6 separate regions of the Homo sapiens genome follow, and regions 2, 3, 4, 5 and 6 are each linked to region 1. The links are chromatin contacts, found by Hi-C or POLR2A ChIA-PET in ENCODE. All regions are on one chromosome and are shown on one strand. Each heading gives the region's core, a stretch centred on a gene start or an enhancer-like site at or near the end of the contact. The rest is flanking DNA. Distances are from core to core; before and after follow the strand shown. Region 1 holds the start of TNRC6B-DT (TNRC6B divergent transcript). Region 2 holds the start of CBX7 (chromobox 7). Region 3 holds the start of ST13 (ST13 Hsp70 interacting protein). Region 4 holds the start of SLC25A17 (solute carrier family 25 member 17). Region 5 overlaps TAB1 (TGF-beta activated kinase 1 (MAP3K7) binding protein 1). Region 6 holds the start of MRTFA (myocardin related transcription factor A).

What was found. A loop is a pair of places that touch in the nucleus more often than their neighbours do. ChIA-PET counts read pairs that join two places held with the same protein, here RNA polymerase II (POLR2A). Pooled maps may share reads with other maps.
Region 2: a loop to region 1 is called in a map of B cell, with 37 times the contacts of the local background. The contact joins the promoter of CBX7 here to the promoter of TNRC6B-DT in region 1. A Hi-C loop is called at or near these places in 10 of 168 maps with a recorded cell type or tissue (B cell, CD4-positive, alpha-beta T cell, CD8-positive, alpha-beta T cell and 5 more), 5 of 37 single-sample maps with no recorded cell type and 22 of 50 pooled maps. POLR2A ChIA-PET finds 5 or more read pairs at or near these places in 7 of 52 experiments (CD4-positive, alpha-beta T cell, CD4-positive, alpha-beta memory T cell, GM12878 and 4 more).
Region 3: a loop to region 1 is called in a map of naive thymus-derived CD4-positive, alpha-beta T cell, with 8 times the contacts of the local background. The contact joins the promoter of ST13 here to the promoter of TNRC6B-DT in region 1. A Hi-C loop is called at or near these places in 1 of 168 maps with a recorded cell type or tissue (naive thymus-derived CD4-positive, alpha-beta T cell), 1 of 37 single-sample maps with no recorded cell type and 11 of 50 pooled maps. POLR2A ChIA-PET finds 5 or more read pairs at or near these places in 9 of 52 experiments (AG04449, CD4-positive, alpha-beta T cell, CD4-positive, alpha-beta memory T cell and 6 more).
Region 4: a loop to region 1 is called in a pooled map, with 15 times the contacts of the local background. The contact joins the promoter of SLC25A17 here to the promoter of TNRC6B-DT in region 1. A Hi-C loop is called at or near these places in 4 of 37 single-sample maps with no recorded cell type and 12 of 50 pooled maps.
Region 5: a loop to region 1 is called in a pooled map, with 3 times the contacts of the local background. The contact joins the enhancer-like site here to the promoter of TNRC6B-DT in region 1. A Hi-C loop is called at or near these places in 1 of 168 maps with a recorded cell type or tissue (CD4-positive, alpha-beta T cell), 1 of 37 single-sample maps with no recorded cell type and 4 of 50 pooled maps. POLR2A ChIA-PET finds 5 or more read pairs at or near these places in 6 of 52 experiments (B cell, BJ, CD4-positive, alpha-beta T cell and 3 more).
Region 6: a loop to region 1 is called in a map of CD8-positive, alpha-beta T cell, with 20 times the contacts of the local background. The contact joins the promoter of MRTFA here to the promoter of TNRC6B-DT in region 1. A Hi-C loop is called at or near these places in 5 of 168 maps with a recorded cell type or tissue (CD4-positive, alpha-beta memory T cell, CD8-positive, alpha-beta T cell, cardiac septum and 2 more), 14 of 37 single-sample maps with no recorded cell type and 19 of 50 pooled maps. POLR2A ChIA-PET finds 5 or more read pairs at or near these places in 6 of 52 experiments (B cell, CD4-positive, alpha-beta T cell, GM12878 and 3 more).

The regions. Positions count from the first base shown.
Region 1 is chr22:40,042,862-40,046,125 of GRCh38, forward strand. It overlaps TNRC6B-DT (TNRC6B divergent transcript), which reads right to left and starts at 1,669. Exons shown (of 1, transcript NR_163486.1): 1 at 269-1,669. It overlaps FAM83F (family with sequence similarity 83 member F), which reads left to right. Exons shown (of 5, transcript NM_138435.4): 5 at 1-673. It also overlaps a transcript of TNRC6B not described here. RefSeq lists enhancers at 664-1,311, 1,393-1,692, 2,003-2,122 and silencers at 2,423-2,642, 2,653-2,722.
Region 2 is chr22:39,151,021-39,154,284 of GRCh38, forward strand. It overlaps CBX7 (chromobox 7), which reads right to left and starts at 1,660. Exons shown (of 6, transcript NM_175709.5): 1 at 1,356-1,660. The coding sequence starts at 1,424. RefSeq lists an enhancer at 1,238-1,819 and silencers at 1,277-1,326, 1,397-1,966.
Region 3 is chr22:40,855,127-40,858,390 of GRCh38, forward strand. ST13 (ST13 Hsp70 interacting protein) reads right to left here and starts at 1,513. Exons shown (of 12, transcript NM_003932.5): 1 at 1,305-1,513. The coding sequence starts at 1,414. XPNPEP3 (X-prolyl aminopeptidase 3) reads left to right here and starts at 2,022. Exons shown (of 10, transcript NM_022098.4): 1 at 2,022-2,119. The coding sequence starts at 2,056. RefSeq lists enhancers at 1,241-2,010, 1,638-1,857, 1,868-2,327.
Region 4 is chr22:40,817,533-40,820,796 of GRCh38, forward strand. It overlaps SLC25A17 (solute carrier family 25 member 17), which reads right to left and starts at 1,814. Exons shown (of 9, transcript NM_006358.4): 1 at 1,663-1,814. The coding sequence starts at 1,716.
Region 5 is chr22:39,410,909-39,414,172 of GRCh38, forward strand. All of the region lies in intron 1 of TAB1 (TGF-beta activated kinase 1 (MAP3K7) binding protein 1), which reads left to right. Among named protein-coding and RNA genes, the nearest start is that of TAB1, 13 kb to the left of the region's middle. Within about 2 kb of position 1,808, at least 3 of the 41 ENCODE cell types and tissues checked have a DNase peak (open chromatin) inside an H3K27ac peak, as active enhancers do.
Region 6 is chr22:40,635,068-40,638,331 of GRCh38, forward strand. It overlaps MRTFA (myocardin related transcription factor A), which reads right to left and starts at 1,652. Exons shown (of 15, transcript NM_020831.6): 1 at 1,411-1,652. RefSeq lists a silencer at 1,107-1,416 and enhancers at 1,677-1,986, 2,726-3,264.

The DNA of each region.
Region 1 (3,264 bases), core at 419-2,918:
TTGAAGATTAGGAAGGTTTTAGATTCTGAATGTTTCTCATTCATTGTGTTTTTGAGTTCAGAATCCCCATACTGGAAGGCTAATATGGGGTATGTGCATACAATTTTAAGGACTCACGTTCTTACAACCTATATTAGAATTTGACGCACGATCTTTCTTCTGTCCTTCTTGCAGTTGCCCTAGGAATACATGCCACTTACTCTTAATTGACGTTTATGAAATACCTTGGCTTCATTTGCTGAAAGGCTCTAAGTGTTGAGCATTGTTACTATGTTACAATGGTTGTTTTATTATTAAAGCAGTGCCAAGGAGGTTACACAACAGCTTGGATCAGGAAGTGAAACAAGGGCGGTGATCCCACTGAAGCTACAGGGGATGGGGATTTGGGACGGTAAAATGTTAATTACCCAAGATGGAATGTGGGCTAGAGTCCAGCGTTGTGCTCCTGGAGATCATTTCGGTCGCAAAAGCTCACTGGCAATGGGTCCTAAGCGTCCTGCCCTCCTCTGGCTGAAATGTTGGATTCACTTCGATGAATGCTGCTATAGGGAAAGAACCCAGTGGCCACCAGCCAGGAGCACACGTCTTGCTCAGCATCAACTATCCTGGAAGATTTCCAGGAGCTGAAGGGCTGTTCTCTTTGCATGCAATAAATTATTCATTTCTAAGACGATTTATTCTGTCTCTCTCTTTAGACTTGATTTCTCCTAGTTTTCCAGCTCTTGAGGACTCTCTCCAAAGAATGAGTTGTAGATGGTTGGTCAGGGGTTGCGAGTGGTGCCTAGGCTTCGCATAAAAGGAGGCAGAAATGTCTACCTTAAAGGGGAGAGGAATGGGTCCTGGGGAGGAAGATGTGGTGGAGGCAATGACAACCTTTCCATAGTAAGTCCCCAACAAAGTCACTTCTAGAAACTGACTGAAGACTTTGAGTTCCAAATGAAACGTTTTTAAGATGCTAGGTTGGCTGACAAGTACATCGTCTAAGGTGGAGGCACTAAAGCATAATAAAAAGAGTGAAGTCTCTGCAGTTTGACCCAGGACCAGATGCCAGGCCCACCAACGACTCTGTATCTGGATGACCTTGGGCAAGTTTTCTAAGCTCTCGCCAGCCTTAATTTCCCATCTATAAAAACTGGATACTGCATTACTCCCAGGTTTAACCAGATAATGTTTGTGAAGAAAGCAGCCCAATACTTGGCACAAAATAGGCAAGGGAGTCACTATTATCGTCAACTACTGGCCAAACAACCAGAGTTGACCCCAAATCCCCAGTAAACAATTAACCGTAGCAGAGCGAATCCGGATCTGACGCACCTATTTGCCCAATAAGGTGCCAGGAAATAACACAGTGGAGTCAAACCAATGGTATTAGCCCTTGTTGATGGACGGGCTTTCTTGCTGTTCCACCAATAGCTTGAAGATTTGACTGGGGAGTGACATCCTGACAGTCCAATGACGCACAACCAGCCCACACTCAGCACTTCGGAGGGGATAAATCAAGGAGCCGGCACGTATGGATTCCGTTATAGGGCAGTACTGGTTGGAGAGAGGAGCTTAGGGAAACAGCGCCGAGGCAAGGCACTAATGAGCTAAAAATAAAGAAAAAAGACGATGGTTGCGCCAAGCGACCTCGGCCGCCATCATGCTCTAATTTCCCCTGAGTCTCTCTGGGTCCTCGACCGAGGAAGCGGCCTCTGGGATGCTGAGGGGGTGTGTCCCCACATGATTGGCTCAGGCAGCTCAGCCAATCCTAGCTCGTTAAACGGGAAGCACTTAACCAATGAGGGGCGAAGGCAGCAACGAGGAATTGGAGGGGCGGAACGACAGCTTGACGGGCACAAAAGCCAGCCAGTGAGAGCCGGAAGCATCCTCCCTGCGGCCAATGGAGTGGGGCTCTGGGCGGGCCCCCGAGTGTTTGTGTTGTGGTTTTGGGGGAGGGATGCGGAGGGGAAAGTTTGTTTATTTTGTTTTTAGTTTTTGGGGTCCCCGTGCTGCTGCAAGGCGAAACGGGAGGGAGTGACCCCTGCGCCCCTCAGTCCCCCCTACGACGTCGCCTCCATAGTCTGCGGAGAAGCGGAGACTGCGCGCCTCGCCTCACAGCGAAACGCCGCGCACTCGGAGCCGGCACGGCTCGGCGGTGAGTGAGGTGCGGCGGCCGCGCCGTCCTTCCCCTCCCCCGCGCCCCGCCGGGACGGAGCGGGGCGGCCGGGGGTCGGCGAGGGCGCCCCCGGGGGCGCGCGGCGCGGCCCGGGGCGGTGAGCGGAGGCGCGGCGTGTGCGTGTCCTCGCGAGGGAGCGCGCGTGGGGCGGGGAGCGGGCCGGGGAGGGGGCGTGAGCGCGCGCGGGGCTGGTGCGGCCGGCGGCGCTGAGCGCGCGCTCCGCGGGAGCGGGCGCCGCCGAGATTTGAGTCGAGGGGCGGGGAGGGACTCGGGGCGACGTCCGGCGCGCGGGCCGGGGCGCCCCGAACGGCCGGGCAGGCACTGGCGGGCGCGCGCGCGGCTCCGGGCGTCACGCGCCAGCAGGTGTGAGCTGGGGGAGGGCTTCCGGGTGGGCTGGCCCGGCCGTCGAGTTCGCTTCCCGTCTCCGGGGGGCCTCGGCGCGGGGACACCTTCCCGGCCCGCGGAGGCGCGTCCGCCCCTGGCTGGCGGTGGCAGAGGGAGGCGTCAGGCCTCGGATCCTCGGGTCCCTGCGCAGCGTCCCGGCCTGTGTGCAGGACCTGCGTGACAAGGTGAATGCGTTCCACACCCCTCGCCAGGGCCCTGCGTGTGCGGCCACTTGGGGAGGCGGCTCAGACTCTGGACAAGGAAACGAGGGGCACGGAGAGTGTTTTTACACCTTCCCGTGGTCCGGTGCCCTTCAGTTCCAGACTACCGGTTTATTCGGCTGTAGAGGCTGGACATCCGATCCAGCGAGACACGCTGTAGTGGTTAAAGACGTCCAGTAACGGTCACCTCTAGTCAAGCGCCTTAAGGACCAGCTTATTCTGAATTCTTTGGAATTCAGGTTACCAGCCTGGGACTTTAAGTTCGTGCTTTCTCATGTGTTTTGGCTGTTTTATTACTTTTTAGCATCAGTGCTAGAGATTGAACGAGAGGATGGTGAATTTCAAGTTGGTCATTTGTATTATAATTTAAGCAAAATTATACAAAATTGGTCAAAGATATTTCTTCATAGTGAATAAAACAAGCCAAGAATCAGTGAATGAAACATTAGTGCCCCCACCAACAGTTAAGTATATATATAAAGTGTGTAGAAATGATAGACA
Region 2 (3,264 bases), core at 410-2,909, 890 kb before region 1:
TCCCTGGGGCTTAGACTGGTGCCTGGTACCTGACCAACCCTCAATAAATATTTTGAGTGACTGGCCGAAGGAATGATGATCTCGCCCTCTTGTGCTACCCTGCGGGCTCCATCGTAGAGGGAGTTAGTGCTGTGCCTGCTTCAGGCTACACAGCACGAAAAGCACTGAGCTTTGTGGAATAAATCAATTCTCTTTTAAGTGGAGAAAACCCTAGGAAAAAGGAGAAGGAGGAGGAACAGCTGCCTCAATCAGAAGAGTAAAACCCCAAGCACAGCTGGAGGAAGAAAAGATGCTCCTGACCACCTTGACCTTCACCCTTGGCCCGAGATGCCAGGACTGAGTTTTCTCTATGGAGAAAGAAGATGGGCTGCCAATCAGCCCAGTTGAGCTCCTGCTCTACCTCCCTATCTAACTTGCTCGGTGACCTTGAGCAGGTCACTTCCTCTGCCTGGGCCTCAGTTTTTGTCTCTGTTAAATGGGAGGAGGTGACCCCCTAAGGCCCCTCCCAGTCGGCCTGGAGCCTCCCAAAGGGCTGCAGGGAGGAGGAGACAAAGGAAGGACAGTAGTGCGTACCAGGAAAGGAACTTCTCCCCAAGGATTTCCCCAGCCTTAGGCGAGCCCCCTCGCCAAACAAGTGCACGGGAGGTGTAGACGCCAGGCCCGGACAAAGTCTAGCCCCAAAGTGTGGGGTTCTGAAACCAGCAGAACAGACACCTCCTTAAATTGCAGGGTGTATGTTTTGAAGAAGGCAGATGGGGTAGGAGACTAGGGGATGCCCCAGCGCAGGGGGCGGGCTTCAGAGCCCTGGCCTGGGCTAGGAGTTGAGGTGGGGGTGGGGGCGGGGAATAGGGATGTGCTCGGGTGGCGTAGAGGGGGCAGGATCGGAAAAGGCCAAAGTCCAGCAGGAAAAACTTCAGAGGCCGGAGGAGACTTTTCCAAAGCTCCACTTACAACTTGAAAGGATTTGGTGCCAAGCGTCCAGAGTCCCGAGTTCAAAACCCAGCTCTGACCATAACGCGCTAGGCAAGTCCTTTCAACTTGGGCCTCAGTCTCCCCATATTTACAATAAAAGGGGAGCGAGGTGGGATGGCGCTGAGGATCCCTACGTCCGATCCTAATCTCCAGCTCAGGCAGGCTCGGCCGCCACTAGCATCCTGGAGCGACAACTTTTGTTCTACTCGCCCTACACGGTGGCAGGGAAACTGAGGCACGGGCTGGGGAGACGGGCCCAGCAGCGCAGGGCTGCCGGGGCCCCCGCGCCCCGCTTTCCCCTTCAGCCCCAGCGTGGAGGGAGCGGTGCTGGGGACGGGAGGGACCCCACTGGGGTCCTGGGAGCCGCCCCCGGGCAGCCTCACCTTCCGCACGCGCTTCTTCCGGATGCTCTCCACGGCGAACACCTGCTCGCCGATGGCTGACAGCTCCATGCGGGGCGGCGGGCGAGCGGGCCCGGGGCCGGGCCGGGCCGGGGGCGGAGCTGCGGGGCCGCGGCTGCGGCGCGCGATGCTGGGGCTGGCGGGGTCCCCGTCACCCTCGTCCGGGCGCGCACGCGCACGCGCACGCGCGCACACCCCCTCGCGCTCCCTCACGCCGCCGACGTTCCATTTTTGAACCTGCGCAACGTTTTCCTCGGCGCCAGCGAGCGAGCGCGCGCAAGGAGGGGGCGGGGCGGGAGCGCGCGGAACGGCCGCGGGCTCGGCTCGCGCCCTGAGGGTCAGCTCCGCCCCCGAGCCCCGCCCCCATCGGAACCCCGCCCCCGGGGCCCGCCCCCGCGGGTTGCGATTGGGCCGCGGGCCGCGAGCCGCGAGCGCTGCCGTGGGACTTATTTGGCTCGGTCACCGGCTGGGGCGGGGCGGAGGCTCGCGCGCCCCGTCTTGCTGTGACGCCGGGGCGGGACGTGATCCTTAATACCCAGGCGGGCGCCTCATAGCCTCCCGGTGACTGCCAGGGGCCGAAGTGGCAGGGCCCAGTGGAGCCGACGACAAAGTCAAGGCTCAGAGCGGGGAGGCCATTTGCTCACCTCCCGCAGCGGAGGAGACTGGGCCCGAGGCGCAGCCCCTCGAGTTGCAGGAGAGCCGGGACCCAAAAGGCTTCCCACCGTGTCCGGACGTCGCAGGGCCGAGGTCTCCCTAATCCGGCCTTCTCCGCGGCGCAGTTTGGCCAGTGTCTCCACGTCCGTCCACCCACCCCTCCATCCGCCCTTCCATTTGTCCATCCACCCGACCCTCGGTGGTCGGTGCCCAGACGCACGGGTCAGACGCGGGCGCTGCCTCGAGGGCTCCCGGGCCGGGCCCTCGTTCGCGGCAGGAGCGGCCGCGGTGGAGCTGAGGTCCCCCGGGGACGGATTTTGCCGCCGCGCTGCCCCAGCCTTCCCCAAACCCGCGTGTACTGGGCGCTAGGTGCTTAGTGGGGGCTCAACCATTTGTGGCACGAGACGAACTCTTGATTCCCCACCCCCCTTCCTTTTTCGCTAACGCGCCTCCATTCCTCACTGGGAGCCCGGCGTCGTCCCTGCTCCTTCCTGTACTGACCCCAACTTCTGTCGCTCCGGCATCCCCTCGGGGACTCGGGTCTGCCTGCCCTCACCGCACCCACCTCCCAGGTTCGCCCCGTCTTTTCTCTGGACCACAGCAGAGACCTCGCGGAGCTGCCCTCCCTCCGATCTCAGCCACACAGTGCCAGAGTGTGCTTCTAAAATGCAGATCTGACGGGGTCACCCTGTGCTTAAAAATTTTCCTCCCTATTTCCCTCACAATAAAATCCAACACCTCTTTCTGGCACATAGAAAAAGAGAATAATAGATTCACACCTGACTTTTCATCAAGAGCAACAAAGCCAGAGAGAAAATAACCATCATCTTAGAATTATATATTCAGTGAAAATGTATTTCAAGAATTATGTACCCAGTATGAGGCACATGTATCCAGAACGTAGGTGAAATCATAGCACTTACAAATACAAAAACTTAAGAGTTTGCCACTGGTAGACCCTCCGGAGGGAGATTCCAAAGCTGGAACTTCAGGCAGGAAAAAGATGATCCCAGACGGAGGTCTGATGCAACTGGGAATAAAGAAAAATGAAGAACAGCGATAGTGTGAAACAATAACAATGACTTCTGGATAAAAACAGATTTAAAATACACAACAGTGATGGCATTTACTTGGGTGAATGGAGTTAAAGTGTTCTAAGATCCTTATATTCTTCAGGAGGAAGGTGAAGATAGATACCAAATACACTTTGACGAATTTAAGAATCCAGATTGTCATT
Region 3 (3,264 bases), core at 263-2,762, 810 kb after region 1:
TGAGCTATTTGGTAATCATGAGCTCATCTTCCCACACAAAAATATCACGCTGGGTGAAGTGGCTCACGCCTGTAATACCACCACTTTGGGAGGCGGGGGAGTCCCTTGAGGCCAGGAGTTCAAGACAAGCCTGGGCAACTTAATGGGACCCCCATCTCTACAAAAAAATTAAATTAGCCAAGTATGGTGGCTCGATCCCGCACTGCTAGCCACCTGGGAGACTGATGCAGGAGGATCGCTTGTGCCCAGGAATTGGAGGCTGCAGTGATCCCGCCACTGTATGCGGCCTGGACAATACAGCCAAACCCTGTCTCTAAAAGACAAAAGTCACTAAACACATAACGTTCACAGCAGCACCTCTTAGGAGTCGCAATGGTCTGCATAGTTGCTATTTATCCCTGTTTAGTGCAATTTGTATGTCATCTTTTCAGTTCCCCATTAGTAATAATTTTTTAAAAAGTCATCTTAGGGAAGACTTCCCTGTCACTTTTTCTCTTCGGTGCTCCTTCAACACATAAAATGCTAATTACTATTATATAGTAAATATCAAAACGAACTTTTCTATTTATTCGTCTAAATAGACAGTACTTATACTGTTTCCTAGCACCAGGCACAATGCCTTGTCAATTAACTCCTTGCACGTAGCGAAGTACTCTACAGTTAAAGACAACAAGATTATATCCTGGAAACATGCCAGGCCTTAAGAAATTATTTTTCTCAGACGTGTTTGGAGTGATAACACTGCCAAGTAACGGAGGTATAATAAGTGATTCTCAAGATAATTAATCCTACGCAGCTACAAACGCTGTAAGGTAAAAACAATCATTTTTACAGTTATCATTTTTATTCTTACTAGTTTTGTAACTTTTAACTTACTAGTGTTATATTATTATAACACGACGTAAAGGAATAGTGCGTAAAGGAACTGCTATGTACCAATGAGACCTGAGCAGGGCACACAAGACTGAAAGAAAAACAACCCCACGCAAAATCTAAGTCTTGCAGTTTTCACTCCTCGCGTCTCCAGTGTCCACGCATCCGCAGTCCTGTTTTTGTATTTCGCCCAAGATACACCCCTGGGCAACCTCAGGGTGCGAGGAACCCAGCTCTGCCTCCTGCTCCCCGCGGCTCCTGTACTACCCAAGGCTCGCGATCTTCCATGACCCCTCGAAGTTGCCTCCCTTTCCCGGGCAAAGAAGGGGCAGCGACCCCGCCTCGCCCGCCGGACCGAGCCAGGTCCAGCCTGGCTCCCCCCTGGGGCCGTGCTTCCCCCGCCCCCAACGGTCCTCAGGCCTGGGTCTCACCTCTCCACCCACTCCCTCAGGAAGCGCATTTCCTCGGTGTGCAGAACGCTCGGATCCTGCTTACACATTTTCACAAAGGCCCGAAGCTCGTTCACTTTGCGGGGGTCCATGGTAGGGAGGTGGTGGGCGAAACTGGGGGGGCTACGGCCCGGTTCCAGGCCCAGGCGCTGGCTCGGCGTGACCGCGCAGAAGGGGGCGGCTGCCGCAAGACAGAACAGACTAGAACCTCCCCGGCCGCTGGCTCCTCCCACCCAACGGTCTCGTGACCTCGGGTCCTCCGCCTGCTCATTCCTACTCCCTCTGCGCTGCTCCTGCGCGCTCCCTAGAATCTTCTAGAAGCGTGGCTGTTCGTGCTGTTGCCTGCCTCCCTGCGCATACATTCTCATATTCTTAACTAGGAACCAGCTCCCTGGATGGGGCAACCCCAGAAATGGGCGACTTCAAGGAGGCGGGAGATAACATCCCCTCCAGGGGGCGACGTCCAAGAGCATATTGTGTGGCTGCGTGCACTGAGTAGAGCTCAACGCCCGGGACCTAAAAAAAAAAAAAAAAAAGGGCGTGGAGCCGGAGGGTCGGTCCCAGCTCGGGGCATGACGTCACAACCTGCGCCGCCGCGCAAGGAAGGCCCGCGAGCCGCCTCCGCCGGAAGGGGAGGTGCGGCTGGCCCGGTTTCCTGGCGACGCGGCCCTGCAGGCGGTTGCGTTCCCCGTCGTTACCCTCTTTCTCTTCCCGACGCGTGAGTTAGGCCGTAATGCCTTGGCTGCTCTCAGCCCCCAAGCTGGTTCCCGCTGTAGCAAACGTCCGCGGCCTCTCAGGTTAGACTCTTCTCCCACGGTCTCCTCCCATGGTGTCCCCTGGAGGGACCCAAGTTGGTCTCAGGCGATCCCTGGTTCGGCTGACCCTTCTCCTGGTGGGGCCTCCGCTCCCCAACCCTCTGTGCTCCGCGGATTTCTTCTATACCGGCTGCTCCTGGAAAGGGGTGGGCCCAGTGTGTTCTCTACCGTTGAGGTATTTTGTGAAGCCGAAATGACTGCAGAGAGAAAAGTGTGCCATCCCCCAGAGGGGCTGTCTTCCAAGTTACTCGGACTCCGAAGTTGTGGCAATTATCACACTTAAGTGACAAAGTGTCTCACATCAAGTAGCTCTTGTTTCTGTTAGGCGTGAGAGCTTGCTCCAGAATATACACGAAGCATGTTTAGTAACAAATTCTTTCAGCAGCTCCTCTTAGGAGAGGTAACTGTTTCGAAATACTTCTGGGGCGTTCTGTGTCTGAAAGTCCTGTTTGCAAAGACAAGACGAAGGATAAGGAGAATAATTTTTTGTAGGGTGTCCTCTATTGCGAGCAATTAATCTGATGAACATAAAGCTTAATCAGTGAAAACTGAATCACCTTCCTTGCAGGCGGATCTGCCATTGGATCGTATTTCAGTTTTTTGGGTCAATATATGAACAATGTGTGAACCAGAACGTATGGTATTTGACATCAAAGCTATGTCTTGGCATATGTTTATGTTGATATACTTGAATTCATTTAAAATGGAATGTTAATTACATCGACTTCTTACTATAAAAAATAAAAAGTTATTGTCCAGTGCACAGAACTTGTTCTTCAGTTCTCATAGTAAAGCTGCAGAAAGACAACTCTCCGTGGGATTAGGTGAAAAGAAAGATGTGCAATTTTTCAGTCTTTTTTTGAGACAGGCTCTCATTCTGTTGCTCAGACTGGAGTGCAGTGGCAATCTCTGCTCATTTGCAACCTCTGCCTCCTGAGTTCAAGCAATTCTCGTGCCTCAGCCTCCCGAGGTAGCTGGGATTATAGGCGTGTGCCACCACGCCTGGCTAATTTTTGTAATTGTAGTAGAAACCAGGTTTTGCCACGTTGGCCAAGCTGATCTCGAACTCCTGGCCTCAAGCGATCCACCCTCCTCTCTGAGCCACCGCCCCAGGCCTGGAATTTGCT
Region 4 (3,264 bases), core at 564-3,063, 770 kb after region 1:
TCTGCCATCCCAGTAAATACCACCATCCCTCCAGTTACTGAAGCCAAAAACTCTTGGAGTCAACCAACCCTCATTTTATAAATATATTCCAGGTCAATGATCACTTCTACCATGTCTGCTACCACCCGGATCCAAGTCACCATCATCTCTCGCCTGATAATTGCTTGTCCCCTGTTCCCTTACATTCTACTCTCAACACAGCAGCCAGGGTGATCACGTTTAAAGGTAAATCAGCAAGTTCAACAGCTAGCCAGAGTGAAAGTCTCACACAATTTGGCCCCCTGAAACCTATTTGCCTCTTTGTTCCCTCCACTCCGGAAACACAGGCCTCCATGCCCATCTTAAAGCAAGTCACGCAAGCGTCCATCTCAGCCTTCATGCTGGCTGAAAGGCTCTTCTGGCTGAACTGAATGAACCAGGCTTCCTGAATTAGGCATTTTCATGAAATGCTGTGTCACTTAATTCTCTAAACTCTGTGAGGTAGGTATCACTTCCCCCACTTTACAGATTAAGAAAGTAAGGTTTACAGGGCATCTAGCTAACAAATGATGGAGTTAGGGTTAAATCCAGATTAGTCTACAGAGAAGGTGAGCTCTCAGTGAAGTTTCTGGAGGCTAAACAGAGGATTCAGTGATGTTCCTCTGAAGTCACAGTGATTTTAACAGCTAAAGGTGTGTGCTAACAACTGGTGAAGAATATGAGAAAAGGCAGTCAAAGAGATAAAAGAACCACAAGAGGAGTCACCCAAGCCAAAAGTGGAAAGTTTTAAGGAAAAGAGGGGAGAGGGGAAGTGTCAAGTGGAACCTAGACACCAGAAGCCCAAGAATCAAGCGTATACCTCATAACAAACCACACTTGTGGTAGACAGGAACCCAGATCTTGATTTAGAAAGAAAGAAAAAAAAGCCAGGCACAGTGGCTCATGCCAGCAGTTTAGGACGCCAAATCGAGAGGATCGTTTGAGGCCAGGAATTCGAGACCAGCCTGGGCAACACTGCCAGACCCCAAAAATTTTTTTTAAAAATGTAGCCGGGTGTGGTGGCTCACACCTGCAGTCCCAGCTACTCAGGAAGCTGAGGTGGGCGGATCGCTGGAGCCCGGGAGATCGAGGCTGCAGTGAGTCGTGATCGCGCCACTGCACTCCAGCTTGGGCAACAGAGCAAGACCCTGTCCGGAAAAAAAAAAAAAAAAAAAAGGATCTATCTTCTCCTGCCAATAACGGTGCCCAGAGCTATCCTACTAGGTATTGCCACTTGCCCGCGGCAAGCGTGAAGACAGGCTGTAGGGAAGCATGTGACTAAGCAACACGGCTTCACACCTACGTTCTCCTCCGGGCCAGTAAAGCAAAGTGTGTGAGTGTGCGGTGGTAGCCTGACCTTAAACTTCCCACGGCAAAGATGCGGACCCTGAGCGGGCACGTGTGAACACGGCTCTCTACCCCGCAGTCTCTAGGAGACCAGGAGGTGGCGGAGTCTCGGCCCTTACCCCGAATTCCTCCAACAACTTTCCGCCAATGGCCCATTCCTCTCTGCCCCACAGTCATGACAGTGGACCCCAACCCACACTACCTCCCTCTCAGACCCATCCCTCAGGCATATCCCGGGACTGGCCCCCGAGAAGCCTTATAACCCGTTGCGGCCCGGGCGTAAAGACCCCGTCTCACCACGGCTCCGGCCACGGCGTGGACCAGGCTTTCGTAGGACAGCACGGAAGCCATTGGTGCGGCTCCTCGAAGACCCAGCCACACTTTTCCCACAGATGCCGCAGCCAGTGGAGTTAGGAAAGGAGCACCGGAGCTCAGGGTGTGAGAGTCGCAATCCCCGCCCTCTCAAACCCGCCCGCCTGCCCTAGAACCACTTCCGGGTCGCGGGGCGGGAAAGCGGGGGGGGGGGGGCGGCTAAGAACGCCCCTGAACGCTGATTGGCCCCTGTGGGCGCGGGGCGGGACAGCGAGGTGTTCGCGGGGCTGGGCTCCAAGGCGCAAGGCGGCCTGACACCAGGTACCCGGCTCCCGGTTCCTCCGACGTTCTCTGGCGTTCCCGGGCCCTGACCAGTTCCTCCATCTCAGAAGTCTTAATGGCCTTCTTTTACTCTGGTGACAAAGATGGGGAAACTCAATGAGACTCCAGTCTCCCTGTTTCTCTGCGCCTGAGCTCTTTTCTATTCTGAAAGTCACATTTTGGCCAAGAGGAAAAAAACTCACTTGTGGACTTGGAAACTTCTTCCTCCAGAAAAACCCTTGAGTGTGGTGGGAAGAGATGTTGAGCATCAGGAGCCCAAAATACAAGACGCGAGTGGGAGCCTCCCCCTAGTTGGCAACTATGGAAGTCATTTAACCTCTTGGGTTTCCTCTGTGAAATGACAATGTACTAGTACCAACAATCCCCATCTGCTGTGAGGATTACGAAAGCCAATTTATGTAGTAGTACTTCATAAAATACTGAAGGAAAAAAATTTTTTTCCATGTTGCAAAGTGACTAACAAAATTACACAAAACTAAAGCAGCCACATTCAGCTTTAACCTGTCATACTGTGAGATTCTGCTTCAGGATGCTCCTCAGGGACTCAGGGATTCTTTCCTGAGACACCATCACCACTTGTCTTTACCATGTTTCCTTTTAGAATATCCTCGTGATAACTCCTCAGTGCTGACTACATGCCAGGCTTAGTGTTTTATGCCCATCATCACACTTAATCCCTGGGAGAGGGGTCTAACAAAGTTTAACCTGGCCGTTTTCACAAAATTTGCAGAAGATACTGCTTCCAGGAACATTCCCATCACGCCATAGAATCATGACGTGAAAGTGAAGGACCAAAAGTGAAGCGAAGATGATTTTGGGCTGGGCGCAGCGGCTCAGGCCTGTAATCCTAGCACTTTGGGAGGCCGTAGCGGGCAGATCACTTGAGGTCAGAAGTTTGAGACAAGCCTGGCCCATATGGCAAAACCCTGTCTCTATTAAAAATAGAAAAAATTAGCCGGACATGGTGGCACGCGCCTTGTAGAAATTACAATGTTGAAACTGCAGCTACTAGGGAGGCTGAGGCAGGAGAATCGCTTGAACCCAGGAAGCAAAGGTTGCAGTGAGCCAAGATTGCACCACTGCACTCTAGCCTGGGACAGAGTGAGACTCCTAAAAAAAAAAAAAAAAAGATTATTTTGGCATGGGAACATAGAAACTAGTTGGCTGTAAAACTTGAGAACTCAGTTCTCATTGACTCCTGATCAAATTGGGAGCTTGCTGTCAAGAATATACTGGATTATGCAT
Region 5 (3,264 bases), core at 558-3,057, 630 kb before region 1:
GCAAGAAGATAAGGAGACTCACACTAGCCAATTTAAAGACTTACTATAAAGCTACAGTAATCAAGAATGTAGTATTGGTGGAGGGGTAGACACATCGATCACAGGAACAGAATAGAGTCTAGAAGTAGACCCACACAATTCAATGGAGAAAAGCTAGTCTTTTCAACAAATGGTGTTGGAATGATTGGATATTGGAATGAAAAAAAAAATGGACCTAAACCTCCTTCCTACCTTACACAGAAATTAATTCAAAATGGATCACAGATCTAAATGTAAAATATAAAACTATAAAACTTTTAGAAAAAAACATAGGTGCTCTTTGTAACTTGGGACTGGACAGAGAGTTCTTAAACATGACTCCAAAAGCATGAACCATGAAAGAGAAAAAATGGATTAAATGGACTTCATCTAAACTAAAACCTTTGCTCTGCAAAAGACACTACTGAGTGAAATGCTAAGTTACAAATAAAAAGAACTCTCAGAACACAATAGTTAAGAAAATAACCTAATTTAAAAATAGGCAAAAAACTTGCACTTCACCAAAGAGGATGAGTTGGTGCCAAATAAACACGTGAAAGATACTCAGTGTCGTTAGCCGTTAGGAAGTGCAGATTAAAGTCACGATGAGCTACCACTACCCACCTCTTAGAATATCTAAATTCAGAAAAAGACAATACCACATGGTGGCAAGGACGTGGAGCAGCCGGAACTCAACATTGGAAATGCAAATGGTTCAGCTGCTCTGGAAAACAGTTTGGCAGGTTCTTATAAAGTTAAACATATACTTACCATATGAGCCAGCCCTGTCACTCCTAGGTATTTACCCTGGATAAATGAAAAGTTACATTCATACAAAAACCTGTACATGAATGTTTATAGCATATTTCTTCATAGTTATAAGAAACGAAACAGCCCAAATGTCCTTCAGTGGATGAATGGATAAACAAACTTTACTACATCCGAACAATGGTATATTACTCTATGAAAGAGAGAGAGAGACTGTTGATGCACACAGGCTAACAACTTGGATGAGTCTTAGAGACATAATGTTGAGTGAAAGAAGCCAGTCTCAGGAGGTCATGTTTACTGCATCATTTCATTTATGTGACATTGTGTGACATTGTTTTGTTTTGTTTTGTTTTGTTTGGAGACAGAGTCTCACTCCGTCGCCCAGGCTGGAGTGCAGTGGTGTGCAATCTCGGCTCATGGCAACCTCTGCCTCTCAGGTTCAGGTGATTCTCGTGCCTCAGCCTCTTGAGTAGCTGGAATTACAGGTGTGCGCCACCACGCCCGGCTGATTTTTGTATTTTCAGTAGAGACAGGGTTTCGCCACATTGGCCAGGCTGGTCTCAAATTCCTGGCCTCAAGTGATGAGCCCCTCTTGGCCTCCTAAAGTGCTGGGATTACAGGCGTGAGCCACTGCACCTGGCGTTTAATATGACATTCTTAAAAAGACAAAGCCATAGCAGTGGAAAATAGGTTGCCAGGGATTAGGGGAGGGAGTGCGTTGGGAGTGGAGCTGCCCTGTATCCTGAGAGTGGTGGTAGTTACACACATCTCTACATGTGTCAACATTCACAGATGTGCGTGCCCCAGAAGCCAGTTTTACTCCATGTTAATGTAAAAATAAAACAAACTCCCACACCCTGCAGAAGTTGCTCCAGGGTGCAAAATGTAGAGCTGAAGCACCAAAATAGATAAAAGCAGAATAAAACCAATTATATGAAAAAAAGTGAAGTCACTCCTGTCAGTATATAACTAAACAGAAGCTACAATTTGCCACAAAAGCTAACCACAGGCTTTTTATATATATGATTGCAAAAGCCTGTTGAAGTGGTTTCCACATCCTTTCTGGAAGACTTAACAATAACTTTTAAGAAGTTGCACACAGTATCTGTGTGTGTTTTATTTCTTTTACAGATGATTCACTGTTGGCATATAGAAATGCTACTGATTTTTGTATGTTGATTCCATATCCTGCAACTTTTTTTTTTTTTTTTTTTTTTGAGATGGAGTCTTTTTTTGAGATGGAGTCTCGCTCTGTCACCCAGGCTGGAGTGCAGTTGCACGATCTCGGCTCACTGCAAGCTCCGCCTCCCGGGTTCATGCCATTCTCCTGCCTCAGCCTCCAGAGTAGCTGGGACTACAGGCGCCCGCCACCACACCCGGCTAGTTTTTTGTATTTTTAGTAGAGATAGGGTTTCACCATGTTAGCCAGGATGGTCTCGATCTTCTGACCTCATGATCCACCTGCCTCAGCCTCCCAAAGTGCTGGGATTACAGGCTTGAGCCACCGCGCCCGGCCCATATCCTGCCACTTTACTGAATTTGTTTAATCAGTTCTAATAGTTTTTTGGTGGAATCTAGGTTTTTCCAAATATAAGATTATATCGTCTGCAAACAAGGATCATTTAACATCTTCCTTGCCAGTTTGGATGCCCTCTATTTCTTTCTCTTATCTGGTTGCTCTAGCTTGTGTTTGTTTAATATTTCAATAAAGCTTTCAATACAATTTTTTTTTTTTTGAGACAGAATCTCACTCTTGTCGCCCAGGCTAGAGTGCAGTGGCATGATCTCAGCTCGCTGCAACCTCCGACTCCTGGGTTTAAGCGATTCTCCTGCCTCAGCCTCCCCAGTAGCTGGGATTACAGGCATGCACCACCATGCCTGGCTAATTTTTTTGTGTTTTTAACAGAGACAGAGATGGGGTTTCACCAGGTTGGCTAGGCCGGTCTCAAATTTCTGACATCAAATGGTCCACCCACCTCAGCTTCCCAAAGTGCTGGGATTACGGGCGTGAGCCACTGCACCCAGCCAATACAAATTTTATTTTCCTTGAAATTGAACTGTGGTTCTCCCAGTTATTCCAGTTTGCTGTAGTTCTGCATGGTGGTTCTGGGAGTGCCGTTGTGAACAAAGCGCAGTTTTCAGGTGGGAGGCCAGATTTGGGGCAAGCTTTCAGGGAGAGGCAGGGAATTGCACCTGGGCCTTGCATCAAAGTTGTTCCTGGGGCTTAAAAAGTACAGATGCTCAGGATGTACCCTAGGGAGATCTGGGAAATTCAGAAATTGTGTTTAGGCCGGGGATGGGGCCAGGGCCTGGACCGCTGTGTGAGCGTGTTTAAAGCTCTGCAGTGATTATGCTGAACAGCCTGGTTTGAGATCCTATGGGGTAGAATGGGCATTGCAGACAGGCAGGGATGCTGGAATCAGGGTGCCGTTGGGGTACATGAGAGGGCCATCAGCCAGTCCTGGGTAGGGTCAT
Region 6 (3,264 bases), core at 402-2,901, 590 kb after region 1:
ATGGATTGCTTCTTTCTAAATCATTTCAATAAGAAACAGTAACATAAAGCCCTTTGGTTCGCTATGAAAAATGCAAACGACATTAAGCAAAACTTAGTTTAATAACTTCCAGCCAAAGGTTCCCCACCCTGCAGTCATAGGGCTGTGGGCCAGCTGGCTGTACCACCTCACCCCCGGGAGATGACTGCTTTTCAACAGTAAAACTGCGTAAGTGACATTTGGAGTTTTGGGGGTCTTCTGAAGTAAAACATGTAGGTCTAACTTCTTACTGACAATAAGTCTTAACGTTACAGGCTTCGGCTTGATGTAGAAAGGACCCTGAAAAGATCTCAAAAACTTGCAACTCGGGGACATTCCAGACGTCTTATGAGTTTAAAACTATGTAAAAACATACGAAGCATGGGGTAATTCCATTATTATATTTAAGTGATGTATTCCACATTCCTGTATATACACACACTTCATGCCAAACAGAGGCTGGCAAGCAAGTTAACCATTCAACTGCCCTTTCGTTATGCTGCATAACAGGGAGACAACAGAGAGAAATCTTGACAATGCCAAGCTGGGCTAGTGCTTAAAGGCACACAGGCAAACCAGGCATTCTCAACATCCCAAAAGCAAACATTTCTTGGGCCCTTACTATGGGCCAAGCACTGTGTCAAACGCTTCACGTGAATTATTTCATTCGACACTTACAACAAACAACCGTATGCGATTGGTGCTATTATCCTCATTTTTCAGACGAGGAAACCAAGGCACAAGATTACACAGCTAGCAAGTGGCAGGTTTGGGAGTCGACTCAAAAGGTCCAGCCCTAGGCACTATGGAGTATCAAAGGTACCCGAAGCGGGGAGGGTGGACTGCATCAGCGTCCTGACAGACGCTTTCTTAGGAGGTAAAGTTCTTGGCCATCAAGTTTCAGATTTGCAGAGCCCTGTACACCTGGCAGCATTCAGGTTTGCTATACTGGCACCAACAAGTCCAGCTGAGCCTCCTTGCCTGGGAATCCCAAGGACTGCACTTGGATCCTGAAGGTCTGCACAAGACCCCAGAGAAAGCGGCCGACACCCCGTCCCTGCAATCAAAACACATCCCGGGAGAAGCGAGGGCGAGGACCTCCGTGCCTCCCCGCCCCGCGCAGCACAGCCCTGCCAGGCAGTGCACAGGTGCACGACCGCGCCCGCCCGCCCGGCCCGGCCCGGGTCCCAGCCCCGGCACAGTGACCGCCGCTCTGCGACTCCGGCCCCGAGGGCAGGGGCAGAAGGCCGGCAAGAAGAGGGCAGGGGACGCGAGGGCCGCCTCGCCCGACCCCCCGAGGACGCGCGCAGCAGGGTCGGGGGGGAAAAAGGATGCTCCAGGCGGGGCGAGGCCGCGGTGGGGGAGGGGTCCCCAACCCGGACTCTCACTCACCGCCTCGCGCGGCTCCCGGCCGGGTTCCGCGGCTCGCCCCACTCCGGCTCTAGCCGCCCGCGTCTCCTCTCGAGGCTCACTGTCCAGCCCGGGCGCACGGAGCTGAGAAGTCGCCGCCAGCGGAGGGCGTGTGGCCAGCGGCAACCAAGAGGGTGGGAAAGATGGGACCGTCGCTCTCGCCGCCGCGGCCACCACAGACACTGCCGCCGCCGGCTCCTCTCAGCCACGGAAGCTGCGGGCCCGCCCACCACGCCCGCCTCCCGTCCTGAAGACTGTCCGCTGGAGAAGTGACGGCGGCGCTAGCCAATCAGAGGCCTGATCGGGGTCGTGATCGGCGGACTAAAGGGCGGGCGGAGAAGGAAGCGGCATGAAGAAGGCGAAAACGGCGGCCTGACTTCCTGTGACTGACGGCACGGCGCAGCCAATGGGCAACGGGGAGATGACCTCATCTCTGAGGAAAGTCTGGAACTGGCTGAGCTGCGGCGAGGGGGTTGGCGACGAGCCGGGGGCGGAGCTCTGGGCCTTAAAGAGGCCGCAGCCCTGTGGTCACCCTGTGAAGGGAAGGGCGGTGGACCCTGCCGGATCTTGCGAAGTTGCCAAGGGGTCAATGCCCAGGCGCGAGTAATTACTGCATTAATCCCAGACCCCATCCCGATTCTTGTCGGGGACTGAAGGGTCTCCGCCTGGGGCTCCGAAGTCGATCATTTCACATTCACGCTTCCCAAAACGAGACACAATAAATTCCGCTCTGGCCTGGAGCCTTGAATTCCCGTTACGGTCCCGCCCCGCCGAGGCCCGTCGCCTTGTTTCTCTGAGTCAGTTTCCCCAACGGTGAAAGGGAGGACGCTGACACCTGCCTGCCCCTCCCTATCTGCCGAGGCCGTGGAGATCAGCAGCAGCGAAAGCGCTCTGGGCTTAGAAGAGGAAAAGGGCTGCGTGAGCCCAAGAGCTTGCATCGGAAGGCTCCAGGAAGAGCATCTGCAAAAAAGAGGATTCCACGGGATGACCCCCGACAACTCTTGGAATTCTAAAATCCTATACCCTTGCCCGCACCCATTCGTGTAGTGAAGGGGCGCGCGTTAGGCGCAGAGGCCACACGCTCCGCAAGTGAACCCGGGCACCTCTCTGAACCTATTCCGGGCTGAGGGCGGGGAGCGGGTGGCTGCCCGATTTAAAAACATGTATATGTATGTGTATGTGTATGTGTATGTGTATGTGTATGTGTATGTGTATATGTATATGTATATGTATATGTATATGTATATGTATATGTATTATGAGTGAAGTCCATGACTGCAACAGGGAGAAAGGAGAAAGGCGAAAGGGGAGAGAGCAACAAGGTAAGCCAGGCCCACTGTGATGACAGCTGCGGTCATGCAGGCCCTTCGTATCCGCCTTCCTCCCCAGCAATGGGAGAGAGCCCAGAAAAGGAGAAATAACCCCAACTCGATGGGGTGGAAAAGGGGGAAGCGCTTTCCGGAAGGCTTCCGGGATGGGGTCACCAGAGTCAGAGGAAGGAGTAACAGTAGATAGAAGAAGAAGTGGTCAGGGGCGTTCTTCTAGGTTTGGGGCGGACCCGCGTGAAGATGCAAAGACTGAAAAGGGGCGGCTCACTTTACATTCCAAGGTAAATTCTCACTATGACCCCCTTTTCCCCATCAAAGGCTTCTGGGACTGCCCATGGGTGAACTCAGAGGGAGGGTAGGAGAGGGTGCTGCTCTATCCAATGGCGGCAAAAGTCAAAGTGGCCTTGGGTATTCCCAATTACTCACTATAAATCAGCTTCCAATGCCGGTCGCAGAATCTTGGAGTTAGACGGGATCCTCGTGGGCTCTTAGTCACACACACCTTCCC